Regions from separate parts of the Homo sapiens genome. Here all the other regions are linked to region 4. Evidence: chromatin contacts called from ENCODE Hi-C or POLR2A ChIA-PET data. All regions are on one chromosome and are shown on one strand. The core of a region is the stretch at or near the end of the contact, and the rest is flanking DNA. Distances in the headings are between cores, read along the strand shown.

What was found. A loop is a pair of places that touch in the nucleus more often than their neighbours do. ChIA-PET counts read pairs that join two places held with the same protein, here RNA polymerase II (POLR2A). Pooled maps may share reads with other maps.
Region 1: a loop to region 4 is called in a pooled map, with 3 times the contacts of the local background. The contact joins the enhancer-like site here to the promoter of MRPL1 in region 4. A Hi-C loop is called at or near these places in 4 of 50 pooled maps. POLR2A ChIA-PET finds 5 or more read pairs at or near these places in 2 of 52 experiments (activated B cell and activated naive CD4-positive, alpha-beta T cell).
Region 2: a loop to region 4 is called in a map of CD4-positive, alpha-beta T cell, with 11 times the contacts of the local background. The contact joins the promoter of NUP54 here to the promoter of MRPL1 in region 4. A Hi-C loop is called at or near these places in 6 of 168 maps with a recorded cell type or tissue (CD4-positive, alpha-beta T cell, CD4-positive, alpha-beta memory T cell, CD8-positive, alpha-beta T cell and 2 more), 7 of 37 single-sample maps with no recorded cell type and 16 of 50 pooled maps. POLR2A ChIA-PET finds 5 or more read pairs at or near these places in 4 of 52 experiments (CD4-positive, alpha-beta T cell, CD4-positive, alpha-beta memory T cell, activated T-cell and 1 more).
Region 3: a loop to region 4 is called in a pooled map, with 23 times the contacts of the local background. The contact joins the promoter of NAAA here to the promoter of MRPL1 in region 4. A Hi-C loop is called at or near these places in 10 of 50 pooled maps. POLR2A ChIA-PET finds 5 or more read pairs at or near these places in 4 of 52 experiments (CD4-positive, alpha-beta T cell, CD4-positive, alpha-beta memory T cell, CD8-positive, alpha-beta memory T cell and 1 more).

What each region holds. Positions count from the first base shown.
Region 1 is chr4:76,058,219-76,061,463 of GRCh38, forward strand. It overlaps a transcript of ART3 not described here. Among named protein-coding and RNA genes, the nearest start is that of ART3, 15 kb to the right of the region's middle. Within about 2 kb of position 1,658, at least 4 of the 41 ENCODE cell types and tissues checked have a DNase peak (open chromatin) inside an H3K27ac peak, as active enhancers do.
Region 2 is chr4:76,146,733-76,149,835 of GRCh38, forward strand. It overlaps NUP54 (nucleoporin 54), which reads right to left and starts at 1,665. Exons shown (of 12, transcript NM_017426.4): 1 at 1,576-1,665. The coding sequence starts at 1,642. It overlaps LOC124900718 (a long non-coding RNA gene), which reads left to right and starts at 1,817. Exons shown (of 2, transcript XR_007058144.1): 1 at 1,817-1,870; 2 at 2,475-3,103. RefSeq lists an enhancer at 1,615-1,774.
Region 3 is chr4:75,939,738-75,942,890 of GRCh38, forward strand. NAAA (N-acylethanolamine acid amidase) reads right to left here and starts at 1,276. Exons shown (of 11, transcript NM_014435.4): 1 at 1,007-1,276; 2 at 264-428. The coding sequence starts at 1,212. RefSeq lists silencers at 559-628, 1,029-1,498.
Region 4 is chr4:77,861,357-77,864,455 of GRCh38, forward strand. It overlaps MRPL1 (mitochondrial ribosomal protein L1), which reads left to right and starts at 1,474. Exons shown (of 9, transcript NM_020236.4): 1 at 1,474-1,523. The coding sequence starts at 1,493. RefSeq lists enhancers at 1,162-1,561, 1,922-2,021.

The sequences.
Region 1 (3,245 bases), core at 408-2,907, 1.8 Mb before region 4:
TATTGGAATTACATTTTCTTAACTCAAAAACTGTCAGCTATTGTAACAATGACTTTGTTTGTAGTCTTTAAAATTGAAGAAAGAGTACAACATGAATTACTATACATTAGACCTTTGACAGTCTGAATGAATTGCTTGAGTTTGGTCTGATTAGTGTACCTAATGTAGAGACTGAGCTTCCTTAAATTGCCAGAGGTGTAAAGTTTCACAAGGTACTGGTTGCTGTAAAGGAAGAATGACTTTGAGTTAAATAGAGAGTTGATTAAATGCATATATTGACAGTTACTGACTCAGTAAGCTTCATAATTCTAGGAATCAATCACTGCTGATTCATATGTTTAGATATATTCATTTCTGTCTTTCTGTTTCTTAGGCCAAAAAGAAAAAAGAAAACCAATATTTAAGAGGTGAGAAAAGTAACAGGAATTTCCTATCTATTTATACACATACACACAAACACAACAAACCTGTAGTCTTTGCTGCAGAAGCAGCTTGTTTTTCATTCCATAGGGTATTTTTTTTTCTGTGCATTGAATTAAAATTTGTAAACAGCAGGAATTGTGGCTTGTTAAAAGAAAAACCTTAGACAAATTAAATTTAGCAGAGCTTAATTGAGCAAAGAATGATTTGTGAATTGGGTAGCCCCTCAACCAGAATAGAGAGGTTCCAGAGCTCTGTGTGGTGAAAGAAGATTATGGATAGAAAAAGGAAAGTGACGTAGAGAAAATGGAAGTGAGGTACGGAAACAGCTGGATTGATTACAGCTTGAAGTTTGCCTTATCTGAGCATAGGTTGAACAGCTGGCTGTCCTTGATTGGCTGAAACTTGGTGATTGGCACAAGAGTAGATTACAGTCTGTTTACACATCCAGTTAGGTTACAGTTCACTGTGTATGAAGAAACCTTTAGGTTATAGTTCACAATGTATGGAGAAACCTTTAGGTTATAGTTCACAATGTATGGAGAAACCTTTAGACTGAACTTAAAATATGTAAAGAGACAGCTTTAGGCTAAACTTAATTTAACAGACTTTTTGGTTGCCTTTGGATTGGTGGGGCAGGGGAAGAATCTAATAGCAGATATTTGCTTTGCAAGGTCCAAAGATCAATTTTGTTTTCTTGCTGTCTTCTCGTTATTTTCTCTTGTTTTTTTTTCTTTTTTTTTTCCTGAGCTTTATTTGCATCTCCAGTCCTTTTCTCTATCCTTACTTTTTAATTGACTATAATATGGAATTGAATTTTTTAAAAAATCTGTTAAATTTATTTTTAAAAGTTTATTTCTTGGTCTTGCATTTAAAAGGCTGTGAATTGAACCTTTCTTCTTTAACTAAAAAAAACTGTAATTAAGTGGCTTTTTTCTTAAATATGTTCTCAACTAATTTTCCTCCTTGTAGGTAGCTTAAAGGAAAAAGAAATGTCCTTTCAGTACTCTCATTACATATTCAGGCAATCCCAATTTGTATGGACAACTAAATTAAAGTAACAAGTGACTCTGACAATTTAGAGAAATGAATTAGTAAAGTTTAGTAGCATTAAGCACAGGAGGATTTACTTAAGAGAAAAAGCAGGCAAACTTTATAAACACAAGTTGGAGAACTATCAAGTTTGTACATGTCTCACAGAGATGAAGAATACAGAATAAACCACTGGCCAAATATAAGTTAGATATGTAACACTAACACATAGAATTAGCAAAGAGGATGTTGTGGGTTTATATGGAAGAAATCTGTTTGTGAGTCACTGGTTAGGAAATCAGAACCTACTTTCCTATAGATGTCAAATGGTAAGGGTGATTGTTCAGTCTGAGAGGTCCCTCCAGGGCAAGGAACCTTGTCTAATTTATCTTCCATCTCATCCTGTTGCCTTGCATGGAGTCAGGTCTTAAAAAACTCATTTCCGTAGTTCCTGGTTTATAAAGTCTAATTAACATGTAAGATACCCCAAATTCAAGCCTTTGTCCTATTTTCTTCTTAACCTACTGATGTCAGATGTTTTTCTATTTTGGAACATAATACTGTTGTAGAATATTGTGGAATCATAAGTTACTGATTAAGTTACTGATATCATAAGTACATTGGTAATATATAACCAAGCCCAAAGAACCCTTATTTCATATCAGTTTGATTTATTTTGGCTGTGACAATCAACTGTTTTCTCTCTCATGAAAATCTCTTTTCTTGAGGCTTCTTATTCTCCTTCTCAATCTCCTTCTTGAAATCTTGTCTCTCTCTGCACCTAAATGCTAGTGTTCTCTAGGGTATTATGCTCTCTATCTGCAAGCCTACACACCTATTGGCTAACATGGTAGGCAGAATAATTATTCCCCAAAGATTTCCATGCCCTAATTCCTGGAATCTGTGAATATGTTATATTACATGGCAAAAGGAACACTGGACTTATATTATGGACCTCAAAATACATATATACATTGGGTGGACCCACTGTAATAACATGGGCACTTAAAAGAGGAAGAGGAAGACAGAGCAGTCAGTTAGAGAGATGCAGTGGAAGAGGCAGGAGGTATTTGATTATGAGAGATTCCACTTGCTGTTATTGGCTTTGAAGATGGAGAAAGTGGACCACAAACCAAGGAATGTGGGTGGCCTCTGGAGTCTGTGAATAGCCCTCAGCTGACAGTCAACAAGGAAACACAGGTCTCAATCTTAAGTCTTCAAGAAACTGCATTCTGCTAACAACCCGAATGAGCAAAGAAATTGATTCTCTTTTAGACTCTCAGAAAGTAACTTAGCCCTGCCAACACTTTGATTTTAGCCTACAGAGATCTATGTTAGGCTTCTGATCTAGGAACTTTAAGATAAGAAATGTGTATTATTTTAAGCCACTAAGTCATGATAGTTTGCACAGCAACAGTAACAAACTATTGCAGCTAATGACTCTCAAATTTAAATGACTATCTCAGATCTTTCTCTGAACTAGTCAGTTGCCTATTGGATAGCTTCTCTACAGTATCTGGCTGGAACCTCAAACTCATTACATTGAGATAAAACTCTTTTCCCTAAAACCTGCTCATATTTTTTATCTTGATGTTGCTCCTAACCATTCAGACTCCTTAGCCAGAAATCTGGGGGTCAGTTTAAACTCCTTTTCTCAAAATACACTATTTCTCTACACATCCCTATGCTATATAATTGATACCAAATCATTTTGATTTGGGGTTTATTACCACTGATTTAGGTCAAGCTCCCACCACTTCTCACTTGGATTTCTCAGGTAATCTCCCAACACA
Region 2 (3,103 bases), core at 415-2,914, 1.7 Mb before region 4:
TGTATATATCATTATTGTTTTGCAAAATTTCTAATGAGCTGCAAACAACCCACGTGCATATGAAAATCTTCATAATTATCTTTTTGAATGCAAAGACGTCTAGCTTACCTTTTAGAATTCGATGCTATATCACATAAAACTAAACTGCTCTCTTTGAGCATTTCCCAAAATTCCAGCAAAGAACTGGGGATTCTTTCTATAATTACAAATCTTATAGAAATTACACATCTTATAGTATCCTAATCTGCTGAGTTGACCAAAGAAATACATTATTATCATTATAACACAAGTTAAAAAACAAAACAGGTTACTGCTGTTCGTATAAGACTTGTTTCTCTTTGGAAACACAAGGACAATAAAATGAAATCTCAATGAAAGATGCAGAAAAAATGAAAAATGACTGCAGGAGTCCAAGAATCCCAGGATGGGCTTGACTGGTGGTGAGTTTATACTTTGGAAGTCCTACCTAATAATTTTAAAGATCTATTCAAAATTATAATCCAAATGCTTATCATTTGGAAGATAAGTGCACATTTAATAAAGGAACACTGTAACTTGCAAAACTTTCCTAAACCACATCTTTTAAGGCAGTAAAAACTTGATACAGATGTTTTTGATTCGAGATAAGGAAATAAATTTCCTTTCCCTATTAGACAAGTAACTGTTCTTTCCCAAACTCCAGGAACCACAATATTCTTGGACTCCAGCTCCCAACACTGGTTACACATACAACCCGCAGTATCTACCTGCACTTGCCAGACTGTTACCAAAATTGAACGGAGTCGCCGAGGTAGTAGAAACACCGAAATTCCCAATATTAAAGTTCACTGCAGGATTAGCAGTTAATCCGAAACCCCCAAAATTAAACCCACTGGCGGTGGAGTTGGCAGTCTCAAGCCCACCAAATCCTGATAGGCGTGTAGGCAAAGAAACAAAATTTTAAAAAGGGGGAGAGGGAAAAAGAAAAGAAAGCAAGATAAGGATTAGAAGAATCAGCAGGAGGTTTCACAGAAGTGAACAAACCTGGTTTTGCTCCAAACAGTTTAAGAAAGCAGAGTGGGGGTGGGGTGGGGCAGATGGAAGAAGCATGACGGATAAACCCCACAGCGAGGACCACAGGGGGCCGGGGGTGGAACTAAGGGAGTCAATGGGCAGTGCCGGTGGATCCCCAGCCCTATCCTCGCCGAGTCCGGCAGCGGGAACCACGCAAGCGTTCCCGCCCATCCAGGAGGCTGAGGTGCAGAGGGGAGGGAGGTTCTCGGGCAAGGGGAGAGGGAAGCAACCTCCAATTTCTCTGAGTAGGACTCCCCGGCAGCGGGAAGCGAACCGCTCAAGCCAGGGCCCTGTGGAAACTCACGCGCGGCAAGCGAGCTTCTAGTGGGACCCCGAGTACCCCCGTGGCCTCCTCGGGTGCCGCCTCGGCCCACTCTGCCGCCGCCCGCCCTTTTCCAATGCCTCTAAAGTCTCCGCGTCGGCGGGAGATTCCAGGATCCCCAGGTCGGAGAGTCTCGGACAGAGGGGGCGGACCAGACCCTTCCCCTTCTTCCCGGGTGAAGGTCTAGGGGGATCACTCACCCGCGGGGGCCGCGGTGGCTGCAGCGGTACCGGAGGTGCCCGAGGGAGCCCCAAAATTGAAGGCCATGTCGCGAAAGCAGGAGACCAAGTAGGTTACTCCTGCGACGCGCAGCGCGCTCCCCTTCTCAGTCCGGCCGGGAAACCGCCAGTCAGATCACCGAGTTCCGCCTCCTTTCTGACCTAGCCTAAGAGGCCGGAAGGCGCCAAGGGCGTAGGAGGTGGGTGGTTGTGAGGGAACGCCCCCAGCCAGCTCACTTCCGGTGGGCTTCACATGCTGTGGGGTGTCACTGTTAAGGTAAAATGCTGGGACGCTCGCGAGGGTGTGCCGCCTGAGAGTCCTTTAAAAACTGCCGTAGGGAGGTTCTTTGGGAAAGGTGTGCAGAGGCTGAAGTTGTTACTGTAGGGATACGCGGTAGACAGCTAGAATTTGTATGTGGTAGGGTTGAAGTTGCTGCCTCATCAACTAGCGGGCCTGGGAGGTCGGGCAGCAGGGCTGGGGTTGAGAACCCCCCCAACACCCACGAGGAGGTGGTATTTGAACCCAGTGCTGAAGGATGAGTAGACGGAGCAGAAGCAGTAAAGAGGATGCACGTTGGAAGAAATGAAAGCGAATGGAATTGTAGCAAACACGTTGCGTTTACTATGTGCCAGGCACTCTTCTAGACATTTTACATAATTTAATCAGCTATCTTATGAGGTGGGTTGCTGCTATCTCCAATTTATAAAAGAGGAAACAGGTACCAAAGGGTCAGGCTGTTTACAGAGTAAATACTCCTAACCACAGCTCTAAGGGGAGCACTGAAAAAGAGGGGAAGAGTGGGCCCCCTCTGTTGTACTTGTAATATAATTTAATCCTCAGAATAAATAAATAGAGAAGATTCTGTAACTGTATTTTGCAGGTGAGATGAGAGAATTGAGGTTTGGAGTTGTTAAGCAGCTTGCCCAAAGTCACCTTGCAGGTAGGTTCTGGAGTCTGGTTTTGGACTCATGTTTCTCCACTCCAGAGTCCCAATTTGTAAAAATTACCATTATATTATATTGCCTTGTAAATTATGGTAAGGATTTCAGACTATTTCTTGAGGGTAATGGGAAACCTTTAAGGGGTTTTAGGCAGAGGACTAGTATGACTAGAATTTTGTTTTTAGAAGATCCCTCTGGCTGCCATAAGGAGAATGGATTGGAAGGAGCCAGAATGCCTGAGGAAGATAGAGCTTTTAGGAGTCTGTTGTAGTTGCACAGGTAGGAGATGATAATGACTTGGATTACATCTGGCAGTGGAATTAGGAGAATAAATTTGAGAGATACTTAAGAAATAGCATATATGAGACTCGTAGTATTTGGACGTGGGAAGTAAGGATTCAAGGACAACCTCCTGCTTTCTGGCTTGGGCAAGTTGGTGAATGGTGGACCCGTGTCTGACTCCTACAAACTGAGTATGCTCTCATACCCACTGCCCTGCCTTCTTTCACTGTTTGTCACAGATAATTTATCAATCTAATTTTTCCTTACAATAGTATATATTCCATAA
Region 3 (3,153 bases), core at 26-2,525, 1.9 Mb before region 4:
GCTACCTGGATTGGGGAAGAGAAAACCCGGGGCTACACGTAGAGGGAAAGTTTAGTGTTGAATCGGAGAATCTGCTTTCCCTCTCGAAGCCTACGATGTGCAGCTCAGATTTACCCAGAGAGGCAAAGAGGAAGCGCTGGAGGTTTCTAGGCAAGCAGGCACCGCCCTGTTTTTATCACACGGAAAATATGTCTCCTCCCGCTAGTCTGTGTCGGGGGCCCCCGCAAGCCCCGCGTTACTCCGCGCGGGCTTGGGGCACTCACACGGAGGACTCGTAGGCCAGGTTGACCAGAAGGCAGTCCGCCAGGCTGAGGTTCATGAAGTCACACATGCCGCGGATCTCGCCGGTGAAGGGCTGGGGCAGGAAGCGCTCCAGCTCCAGGACCACTTTTCCGATTAACACGTGCACCCACTTGGGGACTCTGTCCCTAGAAACAAAAAGCACAAGGGCGTCTGACCCGCTCAGAGGTCGGCGGCGTGCGACTGCGTGTGCACTGCGAGCGGGGCTACATCCTTAGGGCGTGAGGTCTCAGGGCCACTGCTCCCCAGTCAGTGGACCGCCCAGGCGCGGCGTCACTCAATCTGCAGCCTCCCGGGAGTGGGGGGAAGGGGGCGGGGGGAAGGCGGCGGGTAAGAAAACTCCGAATGGGGAGGGCGAGTGAGGCTGGTCCCAAAGGGGCAAGCTTGGAAGGCCCGCGAGGCCCGCAAGGAAGGCGCGGGTTGCCCCTCCTTGGTAGCTATGCAGCCCGGGCGACAACTCGCGCGCCACGCTGACCCGGAATGGCTCAAGGACTGGCGTGCCACGGGTGACACCGAACTTGAAAGCCGAACCTGCCGCGCTGGATTCTCCCCAACCCGGACGCTGCTCAGGGCGGCAGCCAAAACCAGTTCTCCAAGGGTGGCGGGGAGTAAAGCGTCCCCGTTTAAAGCACTCTGAGCAGCGCGCGTTTGACTCCGACCCGCAGGGCCGGTGTCCCCGCAGACCCCGTCCAGGGCCCCAGCTCACCCGATGACTTGCGCCATCGCGGCGCGCACCAAGTCCAAGTCGTAGTGCCGCAGCACGGGCAGCCAGCGCAGCTCGGGGACCGAGTCCAGGCTCACGTTGAAGCGCGGCGCTGCTGGGGGCGAGGCGGCTGACAGCCCGGCCCCGGCCAGCAGCAGCAGCAGCAGGGACGGAAGCCCCGGGCGCGCCTCCCGGTCCGCGGTCCGCATGGCTCGGGCTCCAGCGGCCGCAACTTGGAGACCTGCAGCCGCTGTCGGAGCCCGGGTAAGCCGTGGAGGAGGAGGAGCTGGGGCTGGGCTGCGATCGCTGGAGGTGGGGCCCGCGCACGACCCGCCCGCCCCTGTCACCGGCAAGCCGGAGCGGCGACACCTCCCGTCCCCGCCGCGCATCCACTAGCCCGCCCCGACTCTCCATCGGGCCTGGAGGTCCCTGACCGCGGGGCCGCTAAGGGTTGGGGCTGCCGGCAGCCGGCTTCTCACCAACTGCCGGTTCCAGCGCACCTGCTTGGGCCGAAGGAGTGTAGGCTGCGGCCGGGAGGGGCTGTAAGATTTTCAGTAGCGAAAAGGTGTCAGGAAAGACTTTTCAGTTAAACTTTGTTTGCTTGTTTGTTTGTTTGTTTGAGATGTAGTCTCACTCTATTGCCCAGGCTGGAGTGCGGCGGCGAGATATCCGCTCACTGCCAACTCCGCCTCCTGGGTTCAAGCGATTCTCCTGCCTCAGCCTCTCAAGTAGCTGGGATTACAGGCGTCCACCACCATACCTGGCTAATTTTTGTATTTTTGGTAGGGACAGGGTTTCACCATGTTGGCCAGACTAGTCTCGAATTCCTGACCTAAGGTGATCCACCGGCCTCAGCCTCCCAAAGTGCTGGGATTACAGGCGTGAGCCACCGCGCCTGGCTGGTAAAACATTTTTTTAAAGCTCAAAATTTAGTGAACATTTATCTGCTAAATATTTTTCGCGGACATTATCTCATTTAATCATCAAAACAAGCCAACAGGTAGGTTCCACTAATCCTCGCTTTACTGATGAGGAGTGTGAGGCTTGGAGAGGTGAAGCCATGTACCCGAGGTTACTCTGCTGGTGTGTCTCTGCACTGGCCTCCAAGTAAGGAGGTCTGAATCCACAATCCACCTTCACACCTAAGTTTCTTCACCTTTGAGTTCCCAATGTCTGGGAGACAAACTTAGGAAAATCTTAGTAAGGCTGGGACATTCTTAACGGTTAGCACAGTTGTCTGTGGGTAAAACAGGGTACATGTGTACATGAATAGTAGAAACTAAATGAAAGGGCCGGGCATGGTGGCTTAGGCTTGTAATCCCAGCAGTTTGGGGGGCTGAGGCGGGTGGATCACCTGAGGTCAGAAGTTTGAGACCAGCCTGGCCAACATGGTGAAACCCTGTCTCTACTAAAAATACAAAAATTAGCCGGGCGTGGTGGTGTAATCCCAGCTACTTGGGAGGCTGAACAGGAGAACCTCTTGAACCTGGGAGGCAGAGGTTGCAGTGAGCCGAGATTGTGCCAATGCACTCTAGCCTGAGTGACAAGAGCAAAACTTTGTCTCAAAAAAAAAAAAAAAAAAAAAAAAAAAAAAAAAAAAAAAAAAAAAAACTAAATGCATAGTAGAAACTAAACACATTTTTTTTTTATTTTTTACCAATTTTAGGATGAAGAAATACAACTTTTATAATCAATCACTTGTTTTTAAGGATAACACTTAAAGGAATTACAAAATTTCTTGCCAGACATGGTGGTTCACGCCTGTCATCCCAGCACGTTGGCTGGCTGATCATCTGAGGTCACTTGGTTTAATGAATAGAATCAGAATTGCTGGTGGTTGACTTCCAAGACTAGGTCACAAAAGACACTGTGGGTTTCTCCTTGCTCTCTTGAATTGCTCACTATAGGAAGCCCATTGTCATGTCCTGAGGAAGCCCTATGAAAATGTCCCTTTGTGGCTGGACACAAATCTCAGCACTTGGAGAGTCAGGCAGGAGGACTGCTTGAGCCCAGGAATTGGAGACCAGCCTGGGCAACAGTGAGACCCCATCTCTACAAACAAATAAAAATAAATTAGCCGGGCATGGGGGCATGTATCTTTAGTCCCAGCTACTTGGTAGGCTGAGGTAGGAGGATTACTTGAGCCCAGG
Region 4 (3,099 bases), core at 224-2,723:
GGAAAAGTTTACAAAGATAGATTTAAGTTCTTCGATTTTTTTGCATAAGTCACAAATTGTTATAGAATCTTTGAAGTAACTGCTTAGGTGTTAACAAGACAAGGCAATACATTAGAAATCTTATTTTTTCATGTAGATGAGTACTATGTATAAATATGAATAAAGCATCTGGGAAATGCCTTTGATCCAGTTCATCTGCCTGTGGGCAGCTTCATTGAAGCAAGTTAATTTTGCAGGCTTGCCATTCTAATTGAGTCACTAATTCATGTATGCATATATTCATTTATTCAGCAAACATTTACTGAGAGCCTCCTATGGGCCTGGCACTGAAGTATGTGCTGAGGTTACAAAAATGAGTAAGATGGTTTCTACCCATAAAAAGCTCAGACTGGTGACAAGAACTGATATATTGTGGTGATGGCTGCACAACTCTTTGAGTACACTAAAAACCATTTAATTGTACAATTTAAATTGGTAGATTGTATGCTATGTAAATTATATCTCAAAACTGTTTAAAAGAAACACAGCCTGAGGCGAAATCTTTAAAAAGTTACCTAGGTGATGTAGGGTACGGTACACACGAAGCAGAGAAGATAGAATGAACCAAGTTATGGAGGTGAGAAACGTGTGTGTGTGTGTGTGTGTGTGTGTGTGTGTGTGTGTGTTGTGGGGGAGGTAAGCTGGGAAGTGATAAAATCCGTAATCAGATTTGTTTTAGATAAACCACACCGACAGCTGTGACGTAATGGAAAGTACACTCATTCTGTTTTGTTTTTGTTTTTTTTTCCTATCAGAATAACTTGTGCGTGGGTCTTGGAGCTGCCATTTTAAAACTAGAAATGTTTTATAAATGTCAAGTATTATTATTCAATTGATCCTAATGGTAAGTCTACTCGCTTGCCAGCAGGGGGTAAATGTAGAGATTAATTTAAGATTTTAAAGCTAAGGTTGATCTTGCGCTGACAGAAAGTTTGACAATTAGCAAAAAAAGTTTGTCAGTGAGTTGGACACCTCCCTCGGGTAGCGGCGAAAACGCCTAGAGAATTTTTAAAATAAGTCTTTCCAAGGCCGGAAAAGTGGCGGAGGAAGCTAGTGGGTTTCAGGGTTCCTGTTTTTCAAGATTTTACGTTGGGTATTAAGTACTCTCACAGCCTGTTAAAATTGTCGCTCTGAGTACACTTGCAGGATCAAAAAAGAAAAAGAATAAGAAGGAAGGATTAAAATAATCACAGCATCGCCAACAGGATCGTATTTTCCCGAAGGTGGTTAACCAGCCATACCGGAACCACGAAACACACAGGGTCCTGGGCAACACGGAGGACTAACAGTAACACCGCCACGCCGGCAGCAAAGCTCATTTTGGTCCCCGCCCCGTTCCTCTTTCTCTTTTTAACTCCTTCCCTCTTTGCGGATTCTAGAACGGAACCTTTTTTTAATTCTTCCCAGTAGAAACGTAGGAACAATTTCGTGAACGCAATCCGGAGTGCCCAACATGGCGGCGGCCGTAAGGTGCATGGGTAGAGGTAAGGCGAGGGGTTGTCTTGCAGGGGAAATGGCTCTGGCACCGAGTCTCTGGTTGCAGCAGAGTGCAAGGCGGATTCTGCTCTGGGTGCTGAAAATGCCTCGTGCTGTTTCTGGTCTCTAGGTTTTTCAGAGGGTGGGTCATTACTACTTAAAAGTGACCTTATGAAGGGTTTCACTCCATTCTGGAGACGTCCACCCTGAGGGAGGGAGTGGGAGCGGGACGTACATCGAGCGCCCTCCAGCCACCTATGGGCATGGCAAGGACTGGGTCGTCTCTGATACTGGGGTGTGGGCTGCGGGTAGTGGAGTGTGATAAGTGAGGTGAGTTCTGATAAGGGAAAGATGATGTATTTGAGTGGCTTAAGTCTGTAAATTAGAGCAATTTTCAAAGTGCTTTTTGGTGCTTTCGGAATTACTTCGTTATAGGCGATTCCAGTTCTTAAACTTCCATAGGTGGTCTAATTTGGATCAACGTTTATCATTTGAGGGGGCTAATTCTGTAGTACCTCTTGGTAGCGCCTCTTTTCATCTTAATAATTTCAACTTTTTGTCTACGATGACAGCCCTTTCTTGTGCAACAATTTTTTTTTTTTTTTTTTTTTGAGACGGCAGTCTCGCTCTGCCACCCAGGCTGGGAGTGCTGTGGTGCGATCTCAGCTCACTGCAACCTCCGTCTCCCAGGTTCAAGCGATTCTCCTGCCTCGGCCTCCCGAGTAGCAGAGACTACAGGCGTGTGCCACCATGCCTGGCTAATTTTTGTATTTGTAGTAGAGACAGGGTTTCACCATGTTGACCAGGCTAGTCTTGCACTCCTAATCGCAGGTGATCCGCCCTCCTCGGCCTCTCAAAGTGCTGGGATTACAGGCGTGAGGCACTGCGCCCGGCCTGTGCAACGCTTTTTGCTTTTATTTTGTGTTTTTGAAGTCCAGTGATATATATTGTTTAATTTAGGTAGGTCTTTAGGTAGAAGCAGTAGCCAGCATTACCCCCATTTTACAGAGGAAGAAACTGAACTTATTAGATATGTGGCCAAGTTCATATAACTAGTAAATGGCAGAGGAAGTACTGAAGCTTGCAATCCTAGGTCAGTGATACATGTATATTTAACACTGCATCACAGTTTTTTTTTTTTTTTTTTTGAGTTTCTTTTTAGGAAAACTGTGTCAAGAGAGTTATTGCTCAAAAATTAGGGGTGACAAGAGATAACAACAGACCCTGATGCCTACTTTGTGAGCAAACCAAAATGTATATTATTTCTGAAAGGAGGTTGAAGGCATCTTCATGTATGACAGAAATCGTTATGTTACACAAATCCAAAGAAACCAAAAATACCTGAATATTATAATTTTCTTGTCACATTTTCTTCTCTTGGCTTCTAGGATATCTCTCTGTTAATTGTCTTCCTATTTCATGTGTCATTTTTTCTCACATTACTTGGCTGGTTCCTCTTCCTCTCCCCAGCCTCTTTACTTTGGAGTGTTCTGGAAGCCAGGGTTCCATCCTTCATTCTCATCTCTTCTGTATCTAAATTCACTCCTTGGTTAGCTCATCCAAAGTTTGTGGCTTTGATTATTG